2 separate regions of the Homo sapiens genome follow, and region 2 is linked to region 1. Evidence: read pairs that join two places in POLR2A ChIA-PET (ENCODE). Cell type or tissue: MCF 10A. All regions are shown on one strand. Each heading gives the region's core, and the rest is flanking DNA. Links, peaks and the distances in the headings are about the cores only.

What was found. Peaks named below come from ENCODE experiments on the same cell type or tissue, not always from the same donor. Only the 100,000 strongest peaks of a DNase experiment are listed, where the experiment ranks them.
Region 2: POLR2A ChIA-PET joins it to region 1 with 6 read pairs; 3 of 35 experiments call an interaction of 5 or more read pairs at or near these places.

What each region holds. Positions count from the first base shown.
Region 1 is chr5:145,741,845-145,751,240 of GRCh38, reverse strand. It overlaps a transcript of PRELID2 not described here. Among named protein-coding and RNA genes, the nearest start is that of PRELID2, 89 kb to the left of the region's middle. In MCF 10A, for the core only: no CTCF peak of the experiment used is centred there; no DNase peak of the experiment used is centred there.
Region 2 is chr5:145,795,186-145,807,582 of GRCh38, reverse strand. PRELID2 (PRELI domain containing 2) reads left to right here. Exons shown (of 7, transcript NM_205846.3): 5 at 11,036-11,141. Among named protein-coding and RNA genes, the nearest start is that of PRELID2, 34 kb to the left of the region's middle. In MCF 10A, for the core only: no CTCF peak of the experiment used is centred there; a DNase peak (open chromatin) is centred at 6,202.

The DNA of each region.
Region 1 (9,396 bases), core at 4,103-8,102:
CATGGGTTATTTTGAATACTGAGTTAATATAGAGCTCTTAGTTACTAAAGCTCTTAGTTGAGAAAGAAGTCCTATATATCAATATAATGAGCATTTATCAAACATTAAATTCTAGATGATTTTCCCTGTAGTGTATGTGTTTGGGAAACGCTGTTTCCTCTTTTGTTTTCCTGGTCAGAAAAAAATGTAATTTGTCAATATAATGCTTGTAACATACCAGTTTTTCCTAAATGGAGGCAGTTCAGATATACCTCTATACCGCAACATCTCTAACCAGTCAGTCTACAGTGTTTAATCCAGGGTGCTTGTTAAAATCAATGGGAATTGGTATAATTAGTCTTGAAGGGGTAAAGTAACAAACACAATGGAAAAAACTAATGAAGCTGTGTTGTGATTCTTGATTCTTGTAATTATATTGGTGCAGCTGGTTCTGCTTTAGTGATGCTCTTACCATTTCCAATAACACCTCTTTTCTGGTTTATTCTCTCAGATATATTTTAACTGTTATCTGAAATGGGAATTGTATGGCAGTTGCCAGCAGGAATAACCTTTTTTAAAGTGTACAAAATGCACATATTTCTATTAAGAATGGCAAATATGGTAGTATCCCAACTTCTTTGTTGAAATAGCATATCCTGGTCAGATCTGAATTTCATGTTATAAAAGTGAAATTTGAAAATTTGGCAATAGATTAAGATGAAAACTTAAGAAATCTTAGCATCTGATTTGATTCCAATATTTTTTGAGCAATGGCCACAAACCAAGCTCTGTGAAATTTAGGGATTGCATAATGTGGTGGGTGAGAATAAGGGCTTAGGAGCCAGCAGCTAAACTGGAATCCTGGAAGTGCTGTGTACTAGCTGTGTTATTTAAGCTGTTTGGATTTCATTTTCCTCATATGTGAGGGAGTAACAATAGTGCCTACTTTATGGGGTTGTTGAAAGGATTAAATGAGTTGAGACATGTAAAACAATTGGAGCAGTTCCTGGCACATAGTTAAACACTCAGCAATCTCTAGAAGGATTGCAGAGTTGGTATAGATTCTTAAATGTTTAGTAGAATTCTCCAGTGACAACTTCTCGGCTTGGTGATTTCTGTTTGGGGGAGATTTTAAATTATAAATGGAATATTTTTCTTTTTTTTTAATTTAATTTTTTAAGTTCTGGGATACATGTGCAGAATGTGCAGGCTTGTTACATATGTATACATGTGCCATGGTGGTTTGCTGCACGTATCAACCCATCCTCTTAAGTTCCCTCCCCTTGCCCCCCACCACACAACAGGCCCTGGTGTGTGTTGTTCCCCTCTCTGTGTCCATGTGTTCTCATTGTTCAACTCCCACTTATGAGTGAGAACATACGGTGTTTAGTTTTCTGTTCCTGTGTTAGTTTGCTGAGAATGTTGGCTTCCAGCTTCAACCATGTCTCTGCAAAGGACAAGATCTCATTCTTTTTTATGGCTGTGTAGTATTCCATAGTGTATATGTACCACATTTTCTTTATCCAGTCTATCATTGATAGGCATTTGAGTTGGTTCCATGACTTTGCTATTGTGAGCAGTGCTGCAATAAACATACATGTGCCTGTGTCTTTATAGTAGAATGATTTATATTCCTTAGGGTATATACCCAGTAATGGGATTGCTGGGTCAAGTGGTATTTCTGATTCTAGATCTTTGGGGAATCGCCATACTGTCTTCCACAATGGTTGAACTAATTTACATTCCCACCAACACTGTAAAAGTGTTCCTATTTCTCCACAGCCTCACCAGCATCTATTGTTTCTTGACTTTTTAATAGTCACCATTCTGACTGGTGTGAGATGGTATCTCATTGTGGTTTTGATTTGCATTTCTCTAATAATCAGTGATGATGAGCTTTTTTTCTGTGTTTGTTGGCTGCATAAATGTCTTCTTTTGAAGTATCTGTTCATATCCTTTGCCCACTTTTTGATGGGGTTGTTTTTTTCTTGTAAATTTGTTTAAGTTCCTTGTAAATTCTAGATATTAGACCTTTGTCAGATGGGTAGATTTCAAAAATTTTATCCCATTTTGCAGGTTGCCTCTTCACTCTGATGATAGTTTCTTTTGCTGTGCAGAAGCTCTTTAATTAGATCCCATTTGTCAATTTTGGCTTTTGTTGCAATTGATTTTGCTGTTTTTGTCATGAAGTCTCTGCCCACGCCTATGTCCTGAATAGTATTGCCTAGGTTTTCTTCTGGAGTTTTTTTGGTTTGGGGTTTTACATTTAAGTCTTTAATCCATCTTGAGTTAATTTTTGTATAAGGTGTAAGGAAGGGGTCCAGTTTCTGTTTTCTGTATATGGCTAGCCAGTTTTCCTAGCACCATTTATTAAATAGGAGATCCTTTCCCCATTGCTTGTTTTTGTCAGGTTTGTCAAAGGGCAGATGGTTGTAGATATGTGGTGTTATTTCTGAGGTCTCTGTTTTGTTCCATTTGTCTGTATATCTGTTTTGGTACCAGTGCCATGCTGTTTTGGTTATTGTAGCCTTGTAGTATAGTTTGAAGTCAGGTAGCGTGTTGCCTCCAGCTTTGTTCTTTTTGCTTAGGATTGTGTTGGCCATACAGGGTCTTCTTTGATTCTATATGAAATTTAAAGTAGTTTTTTCTAATTCTGTGAAGAATGTCAATGGTAGTTTGATGGGAATAGCATTGAATCTATAAATTACTTGGGGCAGTATGGCCATTTTCAGGACATTGATTCTTCCTATCCATGAGAATGGAATGTTTCTTCATTTGTTTGTGTCCTCTTTTATATCCTTGAGCAGTGGTTTGTAGTTCTCCTTGAAGACGTTCTTCATATCCCTTGTTAGCTATATTCCTAGGTATTTTATTCTCTTTGTAGCATTTGTGAATGGGAGTTCATTCATGATTTGGCTCTCTGTCTATTGTTAACGTAAAGCAATGCTTGTGATTTTTGCTGAAGTTGCTTATCAGTCTAAGAAGTTTTGGGCTGAGATGAAGGGTTCGCTAAACATAAAATCATGTCGTCTGCAAACGGAGACAATTTGACTTCCTCTCTTCCTATTTGAATACGCTTTATTTCTTTCTCTTGCCTGATTGCCCTGGCCAGAACTTCCAATACTATGTTGAATAGGAGTGGTGAGAGAGGGCATCCTTGTCTTTACCAGTTTTCAAAGGGAATGCTTCCAGCTTTTGTCCCTTCAATATGATATTGGCTTTGGGTTTGTCATAAATGGCTCTTATTATTTTGAGATATGTTCCATCAATACCTAGTTTATTGAGAGTTTTTAACATGAAGGGATGTTGAATTTTATCAAAGGCCTTTTCTGCATCTATTGAGATAATCAAGTGATTTTTGTCTTTGGTTCTGTTTATGTGATGGATTTTGTTTATTGATTTGCATATGTTAAGCCAGCCTTGCATCCCAGGGAGGAAGCCCACTTGATCATGGCGGATAAGTTTTTTGATGTGCTGCTGGATTTGGTTTGCCAGTATTTTATTGAGGATTATTGCATCGATGTTTATCAGGGATATTGGCCTGAAGTTTTCTTTTTTTGTTGTATCTCTTCCTGGTTTTGGTATCAGGATGATGCTGGCTTCATGAAATGTGTTTTTTATTGTTTGGAATATTTTCAGAAGGAATGGTACCAGCTCCTCTTTGTACCTCTGGTAGAATTCGGCTGTGAATCAATCTGGTCCTGGGCTTTTTTTGGTTAGTAGGCCATTTATTACTGCCTCAATTTCAGAACTTGTTATTGGTCTATTCAGGGATTCAACTTCTTCCTGATTTAGTCTTGGGAGGGCATATGTGTCCAGGAATGTATCCATATCTTCTAGATTTTCTAGTTTATTTGCATAGAGGTGTTTTTAGTATTCTCTGATGGTAATTTATATTTCTGTGGTGTCAGTGGTGATATCCCCTTTATCATTTTTTATTGTGTCTATTTGATTCTTCTCTTTTCTTTATTAGTCTAGCTGCTATTTTGTTAATTTTTTTTTTTTTAAACAGCTCCTGGAGTCATCGATTTTTTTTTTTAGAGGGTTTTTGATGTCTCTATCTTCTTCAACTCTGCTCTGATCTCAGTTATTTCTTGTCTTCTGCTAGCTTTTGGATTAGTTTGCTCCTGCCTCTGTAGCTCTTTTAATTGTGATGTTAGGGTGTTGATTTGAGATCTTTCTGGCTTTCTAATGTGGGCATTTAGTGCTATAAATTTCCCTCTTAACACTGTGTTAGCTGTGTCCCAGAGATTCTGGTTCATTGTCTCTTTGTTCTCATTGGTTTCAAAGAACTTCTTGGTTTCTGCCTTAATTTTGTAATTTACCCAGGAGTCATTCAGGAGCAGGTCATTCGATTTCCATGTAATTGTGTGGTTTTGAGGGAGTTTCTTAATCCTGAGTTTAATTTGATTGCACTGTGGTCTGAGAGACAGTTTGTTATGATTTCCATTCTTTTGCATTTGCTCAGGAGTTTTTTACTTCCAATTATGTGATCTATTTTAGAATAAGTGCCATGTGGCAGTAAGAAAAATGTATATTCTGTTGATTTGGGGTGGAGAGTTCTGTAGATGTCTGTTAAGTCCACTTGATTCAGAGCTGAGTTCAAGTCCTGAATATCTTTGTTAATTTTCTGTCTTGTTGATCTGTCTAATATTGACAGTGGGGTGTTAAAGGCTCCCACTATTATTGTGTGGGAGTCTAAGTCTCTTTGTAGGTCTCTAATAACTTGTTTTATGAATCTGGGTGCTCCTGTATTGGGTACATATATATATTTAGAACAGTTAGCTCTTCTTGTTGAATTGTTCCCTTTACCATTGTGTAATGCCCTTCTTTGTCTCTTTTGATCTTTGTTGGTTTAAAGTCTGTTTTGTCAGAGACTAGGAATTCAATCCCTGTTTTGTTTTTGTGTTTGTTTTTTTGCTTTCCATTTTCTTGGTAAATTTTCCTCCATCCCTTTATTTTGAGCCCATGTGTGACTTTGCATGTGAGATTGGTCTCCTGAATACAGCACGCCGACGGGTCTTGACTCTTTATCTAATTTGCCAATCTGTGTCTTTTAATTGGGGCATTTAGCCCATTTACATTTAAGGTTAGTATTGTTATATATGAATTTGATCTGGTCATCATGATGCTAGCTGGTTATTTTGCGCACTAGTTGATGCAATTTCTTCATAGTGTCATTGGTCTTTATATTTTGGTGTGTTTTTGCAGTGGATTGTACCAGTTTTTCCTTTCCATATTTAGTGCTTCTTTCAGGATCTCTTGCAAGGCAGGCCTGGTGGTAACTAAATCCCTTAGCATTTGCTTGTCTGGAAAGGATTTTATTTTCCTTTGCTGATGAAGCTTAGTTTGGCTGGATATGAAATTCTGGATTGAAAATTCTTTTCATTTTTTTTTTTGAGATGAAGTTTCACTCTTATCACCCAGGGTGGAGTGCAATGGTGTGATCTTGGCTCACTGGAACCTTGCCTCCTGGGTTCAAGCGATTCTCCTGCCTCAGCCTCCTGAGTAGCTGGGATTATAGGTGCCCACCACAATATCCAGCTAATTGTTTCTATTTTTAGTAGAGACGGGATTTCACCATGTTGGCTAGGCTGGTCTCAAACTCCAAACCTCAGGTGATCTGCCGTCCTCGGCCTCCCAAAGTGCTGGGATTACAGACATGAGCCACCGTACCTGGCCCAATTCTTTTCTTTAGGAATGTTGACTATTGGCCCCAAGTATCTTCTGGCTTGTAGAGTTTCTGCTGAGACGTCTGCTGTTAGTCTGATGGGCTTCCCTTTGTAGGTGACCTGGCTTTTCTTTTTGGCCACCTTTAACATTTTTTCCTTCATTTCAACCTTGGAGAATCTGATAATTATGTGTCTTGAGGTTGATCTGCTATGGAATATCTTAGTGGTGTTCTCTCTATTTCCGAATTTGCATGTTGGCCTGTCTTGCTAGGTTGGGGAAGGTCTCCTGGATAATATCCTGAAGTGTGTTTTCCAGCTTGTTTCCATGCTCCGCATCTCCTTCAGATACTCCAGTCTATCATAGGTTTGGTCTTTTTATGGAGTCCCATATTTCTTGGAGGCTTTGTTCATTCCTTCTAATTATTTTTTCTCTAGTTTTGTGTGCATGCCTTATTTCAGCAAGATGGTCTTCAAACTCTGATATCCTTTCTTCTGCTTGGTCGATTCAGCTATTGATACTTGTGTATGCTTTACAAAGTTCTCATGCTGTGTTTTTAGCTCCATCAGATCATTTATGTTCCTTTCTAAACTGGTTTTTCTAGTTAGCAGCTCCTCTAACCTTTTATCAAGGTTCTTAGCTTCTTTGCATTGGGTTAGAACATGCTCCTTGAGCTCAGCACAGTTTTTTCTTACCCATTTTTTGAAACCTACTTCTGTCAATTCTTCCATCTCATCCCCTGTCCAATTATGCACCCTTGCTGGAGAAACGTTGCAATCATTTGGAGGAGAACAGGGACTCTGGCCTTTTGGATTTTTGGTGTTTTTTTGTTGATGCTTTCTCATCTCTGTGAGTTTGTCTAGTTTCGATCTTTGAGGATGCTGACCCTTGGGTAGGGTTTTTGTGCGGCCTTTCTGTTGTTGTTGATACTGTTGTTGTTGCTTTCTGTTTGTTTTTCTTTAAATGGTGAGGTCCCTCTTCTGTAGGGTTGCTGTGGTTTGCTGGGGGTTCACTTCAGGCCCTATTCATCTGGTTCACTACCGCGCCTGGCGATGTCACTCAAGAAGGCTGGAAAATGTCACAGATGGGTGCTGCTTTTTCTTCTGGGATCTCTGACCTCAAGGGGCACCAACCTGATGCCAGTAGGATTCCTTCTGTACAGGGTGTCTCACAACCCCTGTTGGAGGGTCTCACCCAGTTGAGTGGCACAGGGAACGGGACCCATTTAACGAAGCACTTTGTCCTTTGGTGGAGTGGATGTGCTTCAATGGGGGGAAACCCCTCGTCTGGTCTGCCCAGATTCCTCAGAACTAAGTCTGAGGAAAGACTAAGTCTGCTGGTCTGCAGGAGAAAAGGCTAAGTCTCCTGGTCTGCAGAGACTGTGGCCACCCCTCCCCTGAGGGGCTCAGGCCCAGGGAGATCTGGGTTCTGTCCCTGAGCCTCTGGATGGAGTTACTGGAGTTCCTGCAGGGAAGCCCTACCCAATGAGGAAGGATGAGTCAGGGTCAGGCCTGAAGAGGCACTCTGGCCACAGTCTGCCACAGCTGGTGTGTTGGGCTATGGGGGATACATCTTGGGACCAAGCTGTCCAGCCTCCCTGGCTGCAGCAGGGAAAAGCATGGCCTGGGGCTATGGAGATGGGCGCTGCCCTTCCCCGGCCCAGGGAGCTTAGCGTGTTAGGCAGTTGTGAGTCCCAATGCTGGCCACTGCTCCTCCCCCAAGGAGCTCAAATGGCTTAGACAGCAGGCAGCTGCAGCTATGATGGTGGTTGTCCCTCCCCCTGGGAGCTGGGTAGGCTTAAGTAGATTCCAGCTGAGAGGCTGAGAGGCTGTTGAGAATCTGCATGGCTCCAGGGTTGGGACCCCAGCCCTCTGTAGCGTGGTTTCGCCAGTGGGATCTTCCGACCCACGGGTTGCACAGTTTCGTGGAAAAAGCACGGTTTCCACGCTGGGTAGCACGCTCACTCACTACCTCCCTTGGCTGGGGGGTGGGGATTCCCCGTGTGGCTTTCTGGTGGTCCGCCACACCACCCTGCTCTTCCTTGCTCTCCATGGATCCTGCCAGCCTCCTAGTCAGTTCTGATGAGAGAACCTGGATACCTTGGTTGCCAGTGAAGGATTCACATGCCTATTATGGTTGTTTCCTTTTCTCTTTTTCTTTCTTTTTTTTTTTTTTTTTTTGCCGCAGAGTTTCACTCTCATTGCCCAGTCTGGAGTACAATGGTGCAATCTTAGCTCACTGCAGCCTCTGCCTCTTGGGTTCAAGCAATTCTCCTGCCTCAGCCTCCCGAGTAGCTGGGATTACAGGCATGCCGCCATCATGCCTGGGTAATTTTTTGTATTTTTGTTAGAGACAAGGTTTCACCATGTTGGCCAGGCTGGTCTTGAACTCCTGACCTCAGGTGATCTGCCCGTCTCGGCTTCCCAAAGTGCTAGGATTACAGGTGTGAGCCACCGCGCCCGGCCAGATTCTTTTGCATAGGAGCCTCTATCACCCCCATTTCTAGTCCGTCATTTTAGCCCCGCCCCCTAATTTTCTTAATACTTGAAAGGGCTATTCAAATGTTCTATTTCATATTGGATAAGTTGAAGTAATTTATATTTTTTGAGAAATTGGTCAATTTCATCTAAGTTGTCAAGTTTTGGTCAAATAGTACTTCCTTATTATCCTGCCTGGTTTTTAGTGATAACCCATTTTATTCCTGATATTGGCAATTTGTATCTTCTGTCTTTGTTCTTTGTCAGTCTTGCTAGAAGTTTAATTTTATTGATCTTTTCAAATAAGCAGTTCTTAGTTTAATTTTCTGTATGGCTTTTCTGCTATATCTCATTGATTTCTGCTCTTATCTTTATTATTTCTGTCTTCTGCTTGCTTTGGGCTTAATTTTCTCTTCTTTTTCTTGATCTTGAGGTGGGAACTTAGATTATTGTTTTGAGACTTTTTTATTTTATAATGTATGCATATAGTGCTATAAATTCTCTTTCTAACTGCTTTAATTCTGTTCCACACATTATGATATGGTATGTTTTCTTTTAAATTTAGTTCTTTTTTTTTTTTTTTGGTATCCCTTGAGACTTCTTTGGCTCCTAGATTAATGAGAAGTTTGTTGTTTAATTTCCAAATGTTTGGAGATTTCCCAACTGTCTTTCTGTTATCGATTTCTGGTTTGATTCTACTGAGTTAGAAAAAACTCTGTACTATTTCAAGTCTTTAAATTTGTTGAGCTTTGTTTTCTGGCGTAGGATGTAGCCAGAAAAAAAAAATATATCTATTTTTATTTATATATATAAATATTTATATAAAAATATATATTTTATTTGTATTAAAAATATATATTTTATTTATATAAAAATATATTTTATTTATATATAAATAAAAATGTATATTTATATATTATTATTTATATATAAATTTATAATTAATAAATAAATTTATAATAAATAAATAAATTTATTTATTTATAATTAATAAATTTTATTTATATATAATTATATGTAATTATAAATATATAATTACGTATAATTATAAATAAATTAATAAAATTTATTTATTATTAATGAATAAATTTATTTACTTATAATAAATTTATTATTTATAATAAATTTATTATAATTAAATAAATTTATTTATTTAATTATAATAAATTTATTTATTTATAATAAATTTATTTGTTTATTTATATATAAATTTAAATTAAATTATTTATTTGTTAAATTTATTTATTAAATTAAATTATAAAAATGTTTT
Region 2 (12,397 bases), core at 3,900-7,899, 57 kb before region 1:
CTTCTTGTTTCTGCTTGGTCATTTTATGTGCTCTTTGACTCTGGGAAAAGGGATAAAGCTGGCCTGAGCTCCCTCACAGAGTGATGTGAAGACTTAATAAGATAAAAAATAGACATGCTCTGCGCATTTATGAAGCACCGAATAAATGTAAGTTGTTAGAACTAATGGGATTAAATGTTGTTTTCAAAGTGTGGTGACTGTTTAAAGTTACTAATTTTGAAAAGTAGAGTAAGCTGTTTTGTTGAAAAGGGAAATGATAATTGAGCTAGAAACAATCATGTTTAGCTAAGAGAGCATTCGATGACATAAGTAGGAGCTTTTGAGATACAGTCCAACACTGCCTACAACATTTCAGTCTATGGCAGACCGCATATATTAAGGTGGTACCATAAGATTGTATTGGAGCTGAAAAAGTCCTGTTGGCTAGTAACGTCATAGTCATCTTAATATCATAGCGTGATGCATTACTCATGTGTTTGTGGTGATGGCAGTGTAAACAAACCTACTGTGCTGCCAGTTGTGTAAACGTGTAGTGTATACAATACATAATACTTGATAATGATGTATTAGTACATAATACTTGATAATGGTGTATTAGTCCATTTTCATACTGTTATCAAGAAATAACTGAGACAGGGTAATTTATAAAGGAAAGAGGTTTAGTTGACTCACAGTTCCACATGGCTGGGGAGGCCTCAGGAAACTTACAATTATGGTGGAAGGTGAAGAAGAAGCAAGCACCTTCTTCACAAGGTGGCGGGAGAGAGATAGAGTGCAGGGGAAACTGCCACTTTTAAAACCATCAGATCTCATGAGAACTCTCTCACTGTCAGGAGAGCAGCATGGAGGAAACCACTCCCATGATCCAATCAGCTCCCACCAGGTCCCTCCCTTGACACATGGGAATTACAATTTGAGATGAGATTTGGTGGGGACACAGAGCCAAACCATATAAATGGTAATAAATGACTGTGTTACTGGTTTATGTAATTACAATACCATTTATTGTTGTTTTAAAGTGTACTCCTAACTTATAAAATATTTTAAAAAGTTAACTGTTAAACAGCCTTAGGCAGGTACTTTAAGTGGTATTCTGGAAAGCATTGTTATCATAGGAGATGGCAGCTTCATGTGTGTTATTGCCCCTGAAGACTTTCCAGTGGGATAAGATATGGAGGTGGGAGACAGTGATATTGATGATCATGACCCTGTGTAGTCCTAGGCTAATGTGTGTGTTTTTGTGTTTTTAACAAAAATATTTAAAAAGTAAAAAATTAAAAATTGAAAAAAGTTAATAGAATAAGAATTTAAAAGACAATATTTTTGTACAGTTATGCAATGTGTTTGTGTTTTAAGCTAAGTGTGATTGCAAAAGAGTGAAAAAGTTAAAAATGAAAACGTTTATAAAGTAGAAAAGTTACAATAATCTAAGTTTAATTTATTATTGAAAAAAGAAAAATTTTAAAAATAAATTTAGTGTAGCCTAGGTGTACAGTATTTATAAAGTCTACAGCAGTGTACAGTAATATCCTAGACCTTTGCATTGACTCACCACTCACTCACTGACTTATGCAGAGTGACCTCGGTACTGCAGGCTCCATCATTCATGGTAAGTGTGTTTCATTTTGTATAAACGGTATATACATGGTATATATCTTTTATACTGCACTTTTACTGTTCCTTTTCTATGTCTAGATATGTTTAGATACACAAATACCACTGTGTTGCAGTTGCATACAGTATGCGGTATAGTAACATGATGTGCAGCTTTGTAGTCTAGGAACAATAGGCTATACCATCTAGCCTATGTGTGTAGTAAGCTATACCATCTAGGTTTATGCAAGTACACTCTATGATGTTTGCACAACGATGAAGTTGTCTAATAATGCATTTCTCAGAACATATCTTCATTGTTAGGTGATACACAATTGTATCTTAGTGGATGCCTGTTGACATTGTTTTTCATCCTCCTTTTCCTTTGAGTTGTTTTGAGTTGTATATTGGCCCAAGATTCAGGGGCGGAGTTAAAAATGTAGATTCACCTTGGTAATTCTAGTTTTGTATCCCTGGGCTGGCTCATGAAAAATCGACATTTTTAAAGTTCTCCTGATGAATCTGTTGAGTAGCTAGATTTGGAATCCCTGATAAATAGTAAGTATCCCATGGTCCCAGTGGTAAGCATACATACAGCTGGCAGCCCTTTTGGAACTTCATTTTTTGCAAAATTCTTGTTAATCTTATAAAGCATGATCAGTTAATATTCTGGCTATCTAGCAAACGCTAAACACTTTTCAGTGGAAACACCTGCTGAAAAGTCAAAATTCATATGAAGGCTCTACTGAATTTATGCAAGAAGAATGATCAATGGAAATAAGGGATGAGGAGGGGAGACTTCAGTAAGTATGATTAGTGTCAAAACTATATTGCATTTTCTGCTCTTAGGAAACACAGATGCCAGTTAAATTTTTTTCTTTTGTTTGGTTAGCTTTTGTAGCTATAGGAAATAAAGAATTTTGGTATTAAAAATTATGATACTTTATTAACCAGGCATTGAGATAATGCAGAATAACCTAAAGATCTCGAGACAATAGAGAGGAACCTGGTGACAATCTAGACTCAGGGTCTACCTCCTCCACTGGGCAGACAATCAACACCAGCTGTGAGTGGGATGCATGCACTGTTGGGCCTGATATCCCAAGACAAGCCTCCACCTAAGCTAGTTTACAAACCATTGTGTAATTTGAAGCTTCGCCATCAACTCAGGATGCCCGTAAGCTTTCACTAAATAGACACTTTTCTAGGTAATAGGGTTGTGGGAAGGGACATGGGATCTGAGGTTAACTGTGTTAATAGTGGCCCTGTCACTTATTTTTATATGACCATAAGTAAGTTTGCCTCTTGGAACCTCAGTTTTTTTAATCTGTAAAATCGGGTTAATATTATATACCTTATAAGGCTGTTGTGAGAATTAACTGAAAGGCATGTATATAAAAAACTTAATACAATGCTTTACCACAATAGGCTATGAAAATATGTTAACTGTTATTATTAATAATCAATTCTTTTCTTTTTTGAGGCAGAGTCTAGCTCTGCTGCCCAGACTGGAGTGCAATGGCGTGATCTCGGCTCACCACAACCTCCGCCTCCTGGGTTCAAGCAATTCTCCTGCCTCAGCCTCCCGAGTAGCTGGGTTTACAGGTGTATGCCACCACACCCAGCTAATTTTTTATATTTTTGGTAGACATGGGGTTTCATCATGTTGGCCAGGCTGGTCTCAAACTCCTGACCTCATGATATGCCTGCCTCAGCCTCCCAAAATGCTGGGATTTCAGGCGTGAGGTATATTAATAATCAATTCTTAAATACCATGTTTTAAGGGACAGAGCCAGACTGTCCTGAAATGTATACTTGTACTAACCTGCTGAGCCTCTGAGATTCTATCATTTAATTTATTTCTTAATGTTATGGCATACCCTGTTGATGCTCATTGTTAATAATTTAGGTAACAACCTGTTGGTTTCTGGGATGGGTTAGAAGAACAGCTCAGAGGGAAAGCGCTTAGGAGAGGAGGTCAGAGAAGGATGGTAGAATGTTTGGTTTCACAGTGCAGAGTGTGTGGTAGCAGGGTGGGACAGGAGTCTGGGAAGTTGGGAGGCTTCTGTTCCAAGAGCTTTGAATGTTAAAACTGGGGTGGGGAAGGGGTTCATTCCCTTCATTGCCAAGTGGTTTATGGTGATTGAGTTCCACCTAGAAGTTAATGAATTACAGAGTCTTGGAGTTGCCTCGGGCTGGATTTTCACAGTGGTTATTTGACTTCTCAGCCACTGTGCTTTTTTTTTTTTTTTTTACTTTAAATTGGAATAATAATGGTGGTTGTAGTAGAACAGCATAATTATTACTAATGTTAGTACTGTTTACTCACATTTGTTGGGTGCTTACACATAGTACTTTGAGTGCTTTCCGCATATTGCCTTATTCAACCTTGTGAGAACTCATGAAATAGGTATTATTAACCCCATTTTAGAGAAGAGCGAACTTCACAGAGCTTCAGGAACTTACTACGTGGGTGGGTAGGCAAGCTAAAACAAGATGTGAATGTAAATGGTCTAATTCCAGGAGCCGCGCCTTCGTTCCCTGTCTTAAAGGCATGTATATGTATATATAGTGTGTGTGTGTGTGATTTTACACGTATAAATACACATGTTCATGTTAAGGCTGAAACTACATAGCATGTATTGAGAGCTCTGCAAATTGCATTGGTTTTCTGTGGAGGCAGTTATGTAAATGGGTTCAGACAGACAGCATGGGAGAGACTACATAGTCTGCCATCCTGGAGCAGCAGTGAGTCAAGAAGTCTCTGCAGCAGCAGCAGAGCCAGGGAGTTGGTCAGGAGTGAGTGGGCAGTCTGACTTGAAGACCCCGTGTTTCCTTTGGGACCCTTATTTCTGTGTGCTTACAGGAGAATGCTAAAAACATGATTAGAACTGAGGTCATCACAACAAGAGTATCTGTGGAAGCTTTTTTTGCCCCTCAAAGACACTTTAATTAGATTCCCATCATGAAAACAATTAGGCAAGATTTGCCATACCTAACCAGTCAATAATTCAAGGACAGGATCTCATTAAGAGCTTTTGCTTTCCCGGAAACTGCCGTTTTGAGGATTCAGCACTGGTGACTGCGTGCTCTGGGGATTAATTCCTGATCCATATTTCCCCTGAACTTTTTTATTTTCTCAAATCCAGAAGAAAACAAATTTTTAAATGACTGTATAAGCTGCCCTTCATTTTCACAAAGGTGTTCTGGGATTTGAGTTGTGCTTTCTCTGTCACAGTTCCATTGGGTTTTGTTTTGAATCACACCCACTAAGTGGACAAAGCAAGAGACGAGACTCAGATACAGGCACTGCTTGAGTGGGTGAGCCTCACTCTCAGATTTTTTAGGTGGCTCATCCCACAATCAGGTGAAGGTTGTCTTCTGTTGACCTGAGCCAGTGGAACTCCTGTGATATCTGGTTCATTTTCCATGACACAAGTATTGAGATGTATTATATATTTCTTGCCTTCTTTTGCTTCTTCACTTTCTCTTCCCTATACTCCCTCCATCTCTTCATTCTTTCCTTCCTAAGTGCATTATTGATTTCCTACCGTGCGCTAGTCTTTGCAATTGAAATTGAGGATTCAATGAAGAAAAAATAGATACAACCATTTAGAAAAACATTTGGCCTGATCTGTTAAAGTTGAAACTGTGCATGTGCTATGGCCCAGGTACTTGACTGCTGGATACTCCAGAGATACTTGTGCACATATATATCTGGTTACATTATAAGCATTTTCATAACAGCACTGTTGATAACAGCCATAAACTGAGTCCATTCTAAATATCTTCTGTAGAGTGGTTAATTTGGAGTGTTTTCAATCAGTAGAACACTATGTAGCAATGAAAATGAACAAACAACAACTACATGCAACATTGTGGATGAGTCTTATACACATAAGACTGAGCACATGGGCATTATTCACCCTGCCTTAATAGGCAGTGACATGATCAGTGTGTGCTTAGGAAGTTGACTTTTGTCAGTACGGAGTTTAGGGAATTCATGCTGGAGACAGGGACCCCATTGGGAGGCACTTTGCAATGGTCCTGGAGAGAGAAAATTCTATGCCAAGCCCAGGCAGTAGCAGTAGCAAGGAAGAGAGTAACATGGATTGTTGAGGGACATTACAAGCGAAATAAGCACAATCAGGTGACTTACTGGATGTTTAGATTGATTCTAGAGAGGGGACCATCTAACATGTTGCTAAGATTTCTAATCTCGTGCACTAGAAGAACAGTTGTGTCATTCACTAAGAACAGAGGAAGACTAGGATTTTGAGGTGATAGCTAATGAATCCTCATGACATTAAGATATGTGACCTTGGGCAAGTTATTTAACATCTCTTTGCCATAGTTTCTTCTTGTATAAAAGAGAGAAAATAATTTTCAAAGCATAGCAACCTCAGAAGGTAATACAATGTCTGATATAGAATGTACATTGTTACGATACTGGGTTTCGAGGAGTAAGTATGACCCTGAATTTGTAATATCATAAATGTGATGGAGAGTCCTCTCTGTAGGCTTCTCAGAGATGAAAGACAGGTGAAGGAAAACTTGAGTCATCCTTATATGTCTTGAGGATGATGAAACACTATGTACTTCAAGTACAGGGTGGGGAGAAAGTCTTAAGACACAAGCTACAAAGAAACGAGATTACATAACGTGGGAAAAGGAAAGCCAAGAGGTGATTTAACAAGACTTTAAATGAAGAGCAAGCCAGAAGTTAGCAGGTACTGTTGCTGAAAATGGTTTAAAAGGCACAGCCATTTATAAAATGCTTTATTTATTTACATAAAAGTGATACTCAGGGTCTTATTACTCAATAGACTTTTTGGTGATGGCCAAAGGAATACATATTGTTTAAATAGAAAATTTATAAACTACTAAAAAGAAGACCAAAGCAAGTAAATAACATATATAATTCTAATGCCCTAATGTTAACATTTTAGCTCTGTTCACTTACTCATCTGTCCATCTGTCCATCTGTTCATCCGTCCGTCTGTCCATCCATCCATCCATCCATCTTGTCTTTTTTTTTAAATGAAGCTGAAATTAAACCATGTGTTGTGTAAACTGCTGTGTTTTGCACAGAACTTAAATGGAGATTAATTCTAGTGTGAGGGATTTAGGTTAGCTATTTGTAGTAAGAAGAGTGTCTGATGTGCTTTATCAATGAGTTATTGAGGGAAAGTGCAATATTTTCTTCTCTGGCAGTCTTAAAATATAGTAGGATAAACTCTCATCTCGTTGATGGCAAGGGCATGACCCTGCTTTACTGCTCTGTTATTCTCTGATATGTGGACAAAACCCAAGAGTGCTTTTCTGAGGACTTACTTCTCCCAAAAGTGGCAGAAAGAAATATTGGTTAGAATATGATGTAAGAGACTCTTATTAATCCCTCACCTACATTTGCCTTCAGGACTGAGGACTGAAGAGTTCATCTCTCCCAAGAGTGTGAGACTGCTCAACTTTTCATTTCTCAATATTAAAATCACTGTAAAATTCTATTCTGACTAATCCAGAATAAAGACAGGAAAGATTAGTGTCACCAGGATATAGTTTTACATGAGCAAATCATTTTAAATAGGCTTAAATCTAAGGGGTGAAAACTGCTTAGACGGAAGGTATTTATGTCAGAGTGGATGGGATAACTCGTGTGTGTGTGTGTGTGTGTGTGTGTGTGTGTGTAAGAGAAGGGGAGGAAAGGGAAGGGGGAGAGGGAGAGAGGAATTCTGAAGGCTTCCTTTTATTGTATGCATGATCTAAATGTAGAGGCTACTGCTATTAGTGAGGTCTAATTAAGAGGTTTTAATAACCATTTTGACCAAAATGACAGTTTGTTGGATCCAGTATTTTCTCAGATTTTTTTTGATTGTTTCAGTGCATGTGCTCACATATGCATGCATATAAACACATGCCAACTATACATACAGGAGACGTGGCTCTCATTTCCTTTCCACAGAGATGTAAGGTTGAGAAAATGTTTTCTGTTTTGAATATTTTTTATTACAAAGAAATTGAATTAATTCATTTAACAAATGCTCATTGAACTCATTCAGTGTAAGCACTATGGTGAAAATGGGGAATAGGAGATTGCCTAAAAGCATTAAGGAATGGCAAGGAGCGTTTTAGTCAGTGGCGCAGATGTGACTATTAATCTATACCGAGTACTTGGTGTCCTCAGAAGACAAGCCACCGTTACCTTCAGGGTAAAGCCTAAACTTCTCAGCCTGAGGCCATTTGCAATCTTGTCTTCAATTATCCTTTCAGCCTCATACCCTAACATCTCCCACACCCACCTTATGCTCCAGTCATTCCTGTGGGAAGAATTTATCAAGCCCCATACCATGTACTGGGCATTTTTAGATAACTTGTGGCTCCTCAGACATCTCTCTTCCTTCACGCCTCCTTACCTGGGTCCTTGTGGTTTTCCTCTGATGGAATGCTTCACCTCCAATTGCTGACACACTCCCACTTGCCTGTGTGCCTTTTCCACTAGCCAGTGAGATCCTGGAGGAGAGAGACCATCTCCTTCTCTGTGGGCCTCTAGCAGTCAGTATGGCACTTAGCATATAGTAGCCATGCAGTCAGTGTGTTGAACAAATGAATGAATGAGGCAAAGTTAAGTGTAATCCAAATCTGTAGTGGTGATGAGCTGCCTTAGCTTTTGTTTATTTAGGAACATCTTAATTTCTCTTTCATTTTTGAAGGATAGTTTTGCTGGATGTAGTATTTTTGTCTTGTAGGTTTTTTTTTTTTTTTAATTTCAGTATTTTGAACATGTCATTCCATTCACTTCTTGCCTGCAAAGTTTCTGCCAAGTAATCTACTGAAAATCTTATAGGAGCTTAATGTGATGAGTTGCTTTTCTCTTACTGCTTTCAAGATTCTCCCTTTTTCTGTGACTTTTGACAGTTTGACTATAATGTGTCTTGGTGTGAGTCTTTTATATATATATATATATTTTATTATACTTTAAGTTCTAGGGTACATGTGCACAACGTGCAGGTTTGATGCATAGGTATACATGTGCCATGTTGGTTTGCTGCACCCATCAACTCATCATTTACATTAGGTATTTCTCCTAATGCTATCCCTCCCCTAGGCCCCCACCCACTGACAGGCCCTGGTGTGTGATGTTCCCCACTCTGTGGCCAAGTGATCTCATTGTTCAATTCCCATCTATGAGTGAGAACATGTGGTGTTTGGTTTTCTGTCTTTATGATAGTTTGCTGAGAATGATGGTTTCCAGCTTCATCCATGTCCCTGCAAAGGACATGAACTAATCCTTTGTTATGGCTGCATACTATTCCATGGTGTATATGTGCCACATTTTCTGAATCCAGTCTATCATTGATGGACATTTGGGTTGGTTCCAGGTCTTTGCTATTGTGAATAGTGCTGCAATAAGCATATGTGTGCACATGTCTTTATAGTAGCATGATTTATAATCCTTTGGGTATATACCCAGTAATGGGATGGCTGGGTCAAATGGTAATTCTAGTTCTAGGTCCTTGAGGAATCACCACACTGTCTTCCACAATGGTTGAACTAATTTGCACAGATGTGAGTCTTTTTGTATTTATCCTAGTTGAAGTTCATTGAGCTTTCTCAATTTGTATGCCAATTTCCTCCCTCAAATTTGGGGAATTTTCAGCCATTATTTCTTCAAATAGGCACTCACTCTGCTTCTTTCTCACTCTCTTCTCATTCTGAGATTCCCGTAATGTGGATAATGATCTGTTTGATGATGTCTTATAAGTCCCTTAGGCTCTCTTGACTTTTCTTTATTCTTTTTATTTGTTTTTTGGTTCCTGACTCAATAATTTCAAATAACCTATCTTTAAGTTTGCTGATTCTTCTGCTTGATCAAGTTTGCTATTGAATGAGCCACTCTAGTGAATTGTGTTTTAGTTCCATTATTGTATTCTTCAACTCTGGAATTTCTGCTTGGTTCTCATTTTTCTCATAGTTTCTTTTTGTTGATAGTCTCATTTTATTCTTGCGCTTTATTTTTCCTGATCCATTTAGTTGTCTATTTTAGTTCATGGAGCATTTTAAGATGGTTATTTCAAGTTCTTTGTGAGGTAATTCATAGATCTCTGTTTCTTCAGTGTTGGTTTCTAGAGATTTATTTTGTTTCTTTGATTGGGCCATGTTTCCTTGTTTCTTTGCATGCATTGTGATCTTTTGTTGAGGTTTGGGTATATAAAAAAACAGCCACTTCTCCCAGTCTTATGGACTGGCTTCATACAGGGAAGACCTTCACTAGTCAGCCTAGCTTGAGATTCTGGGGGCCTCTCAAACCTTTTTGAGGGATGCATCTTCTCTGGACTTGTGTGTAATTTCCCAGTCACAGAGGACTGCCCCTGTTCTCAAGAGCCCATGATCTTTTGTTACCCTTGTTGTCTGTCTGAGGTACTGCAGGCTCTCTAGTGTAACAAGCCACCATGCTTGCTTTTGAAAGTATATTGCCATTTCCTTTAGCACTCTGAGTCATGCCCCTCTTAAAGACAGGATGTTGGATGCACAGTTAGCACTTTTCTATCCCTACTGAGGGAGAAGCCAGAAGCTGGGAGTTTTTTCTTGATTGCGTTACACTATGCTGGGTGGGAGGGAGCTATCATAGGTAAAAGCAACAAAGTTTCTTATCTGCTTTGATGTGGCTCTTCTTGGCTTTGCACCTACCTGGGTGCTGCTAATTCTTGAGGGAGTTCTCATAAAGGCAATTTGGTTTGTATATTGTTCTTAAGTCATTGTCTCTCAGGGTAATGAAGGCTTGGGACTTCCTATTCAGCCATCTTACTTCTATCACTCTTAAGTGTAATCTAGATCTCTGTTTTATGACATGAAGATAATTAATATTGATATAATTTTGGTAATGAAAATTGGTAGAGATGGTGACATATCTCTTCTGTCTCACCCCTTCTCCAATCGAGGATTGAAAAAGTCATTCCAGGTGTCTGGCTTTCCAATCTTGTCTCTATCTGACTCTCTTTAGTAATAGTAGCTAACATTTAGTAAATGCTTATGTGTTAGGAACTCTTCATATTCCTGTGATGTGTGATAACTCATTTACTTGCCACAGTAGTTGTAAAAGAAAGATACTATGGTCGTTCCCATTTTACATGTGAGGAAACCGAGTTATAGAGAGTCTAAATAATTTACCTAAGGTCATATCATTGATAATTACCTCAGACTCAATTTTAAAAAGAGATTTTGCAGCATGAAATGAATATTCTTTAATTTGAATAAGACTGTTAATATTATATAAACTATAAGTTACTTTTAACAAAATCTTCTTATAATAGGTAGTTATTGAATTATTAAGGATATTATTTTTTATTGATTATAAGTGGTAATTATGCAGCTAGAAATGTCTGTCGTTTACATATCCAAGCATAGAATGACATCAAAGATGTGTTTTTTGTTTTTTTTGCAGGACAGAGTTCATTCAAAGAGGCAGGATTTCAATCACAGGGGTTGGATTTCTCAACTGTGTTTTAGAAACTTTTGCCAGCACATTCTTACGACAGGGAGCCCAGAAGGTAACCATATTTCTGCTTTGAACCAACATTAATTTTAAAAAACAATAGGAGTTCCAATAGGGTTATTGAATAAGACTCATGAGCAGACATAATGAGAAAAACATATAGTTAATAAACAAATATATGCAAAAATAATCAACCTCAAAATTATTACATAAATTCAAATCAAAGTAAAACTAAAGTGGCATTTATGGCTCATTAAATTAAAAATATGCCAATGAAGAGTATGTGAAAATTTGGAGCATACTTATAATCTAATTAAAAGAAATAATCAGAATGAATAATAATGTATAGTATGATGACAACTATTTAATAAAGATAATGATAGTTAATATTTATTGAGCACTTACTATGTACTACTGACTGCTAAAAGAATTTGTATTATTAACTCATTGAATCCTCACAAACCTTTGCAGGAGCTGTTATTGTTGTCCTAATATTATGGATGAGGAAAATACAGAGACCCCAATTGTCCACTCTTATAGTTTTCAAACTCTATTCTCAAGGGAGCTTAGGCTTCCATGAAAGTGATTCAGAAGCCATGTTGGAGTTCTAAGGTCCTGTGTGCTCTATTTTAAGTAGAGCTTTTCCATTTTAATCTGTCCTCTATGGTATTCCATATAACATTTATATCTTCTATTTTCTTTCCTTAATAGCATTATTTTTAAAACTTCATGTCAAAACCCATTGCTTATGCATTTTTATGTGCTTATTGCAGTGCTCAGTATAAAGCAGTTGCTCCTAAGTGTTTTATTATTGTTATTAATTACGATGATAATTATACTCATTTATTTCCAGATTTTACTCAGGACTTTTTGTATAAGTTTACCTCATTTTGTTTTGTGGGATAGAATTAACCGCTGGTGTAAAGAACCATTGTTATGACCCTCAGAGACTTCCTGGCAATGGACCCTTGTTTTCATTTTTGCATGTCTAGGTTCAAGGATGAACCTGTACTAGGAGGTGTTCATCTGGGAGGCTGAGGGCGGTGAATGAATATTCAGTACCGTTCTGTACACCATAGACATACTGTTGTGATTGATGATGTGTTCTTGCTCCAGTTGAGGTGGTTCCTGGCACATATTCAGACTGGTCCAGCCTCTTTAAACCTGGACTTGAAGGGAGTAGTTGAACTTCCGGAAGATCTTATGTCACCTTTACTCACTCAGACATTATTGCAAATTTTTCTGCTATATTGCAATTTATGCGTTTGTAAAAACTCCCATGTTCTGCAGCATTGCATTCTAAAAATAGTG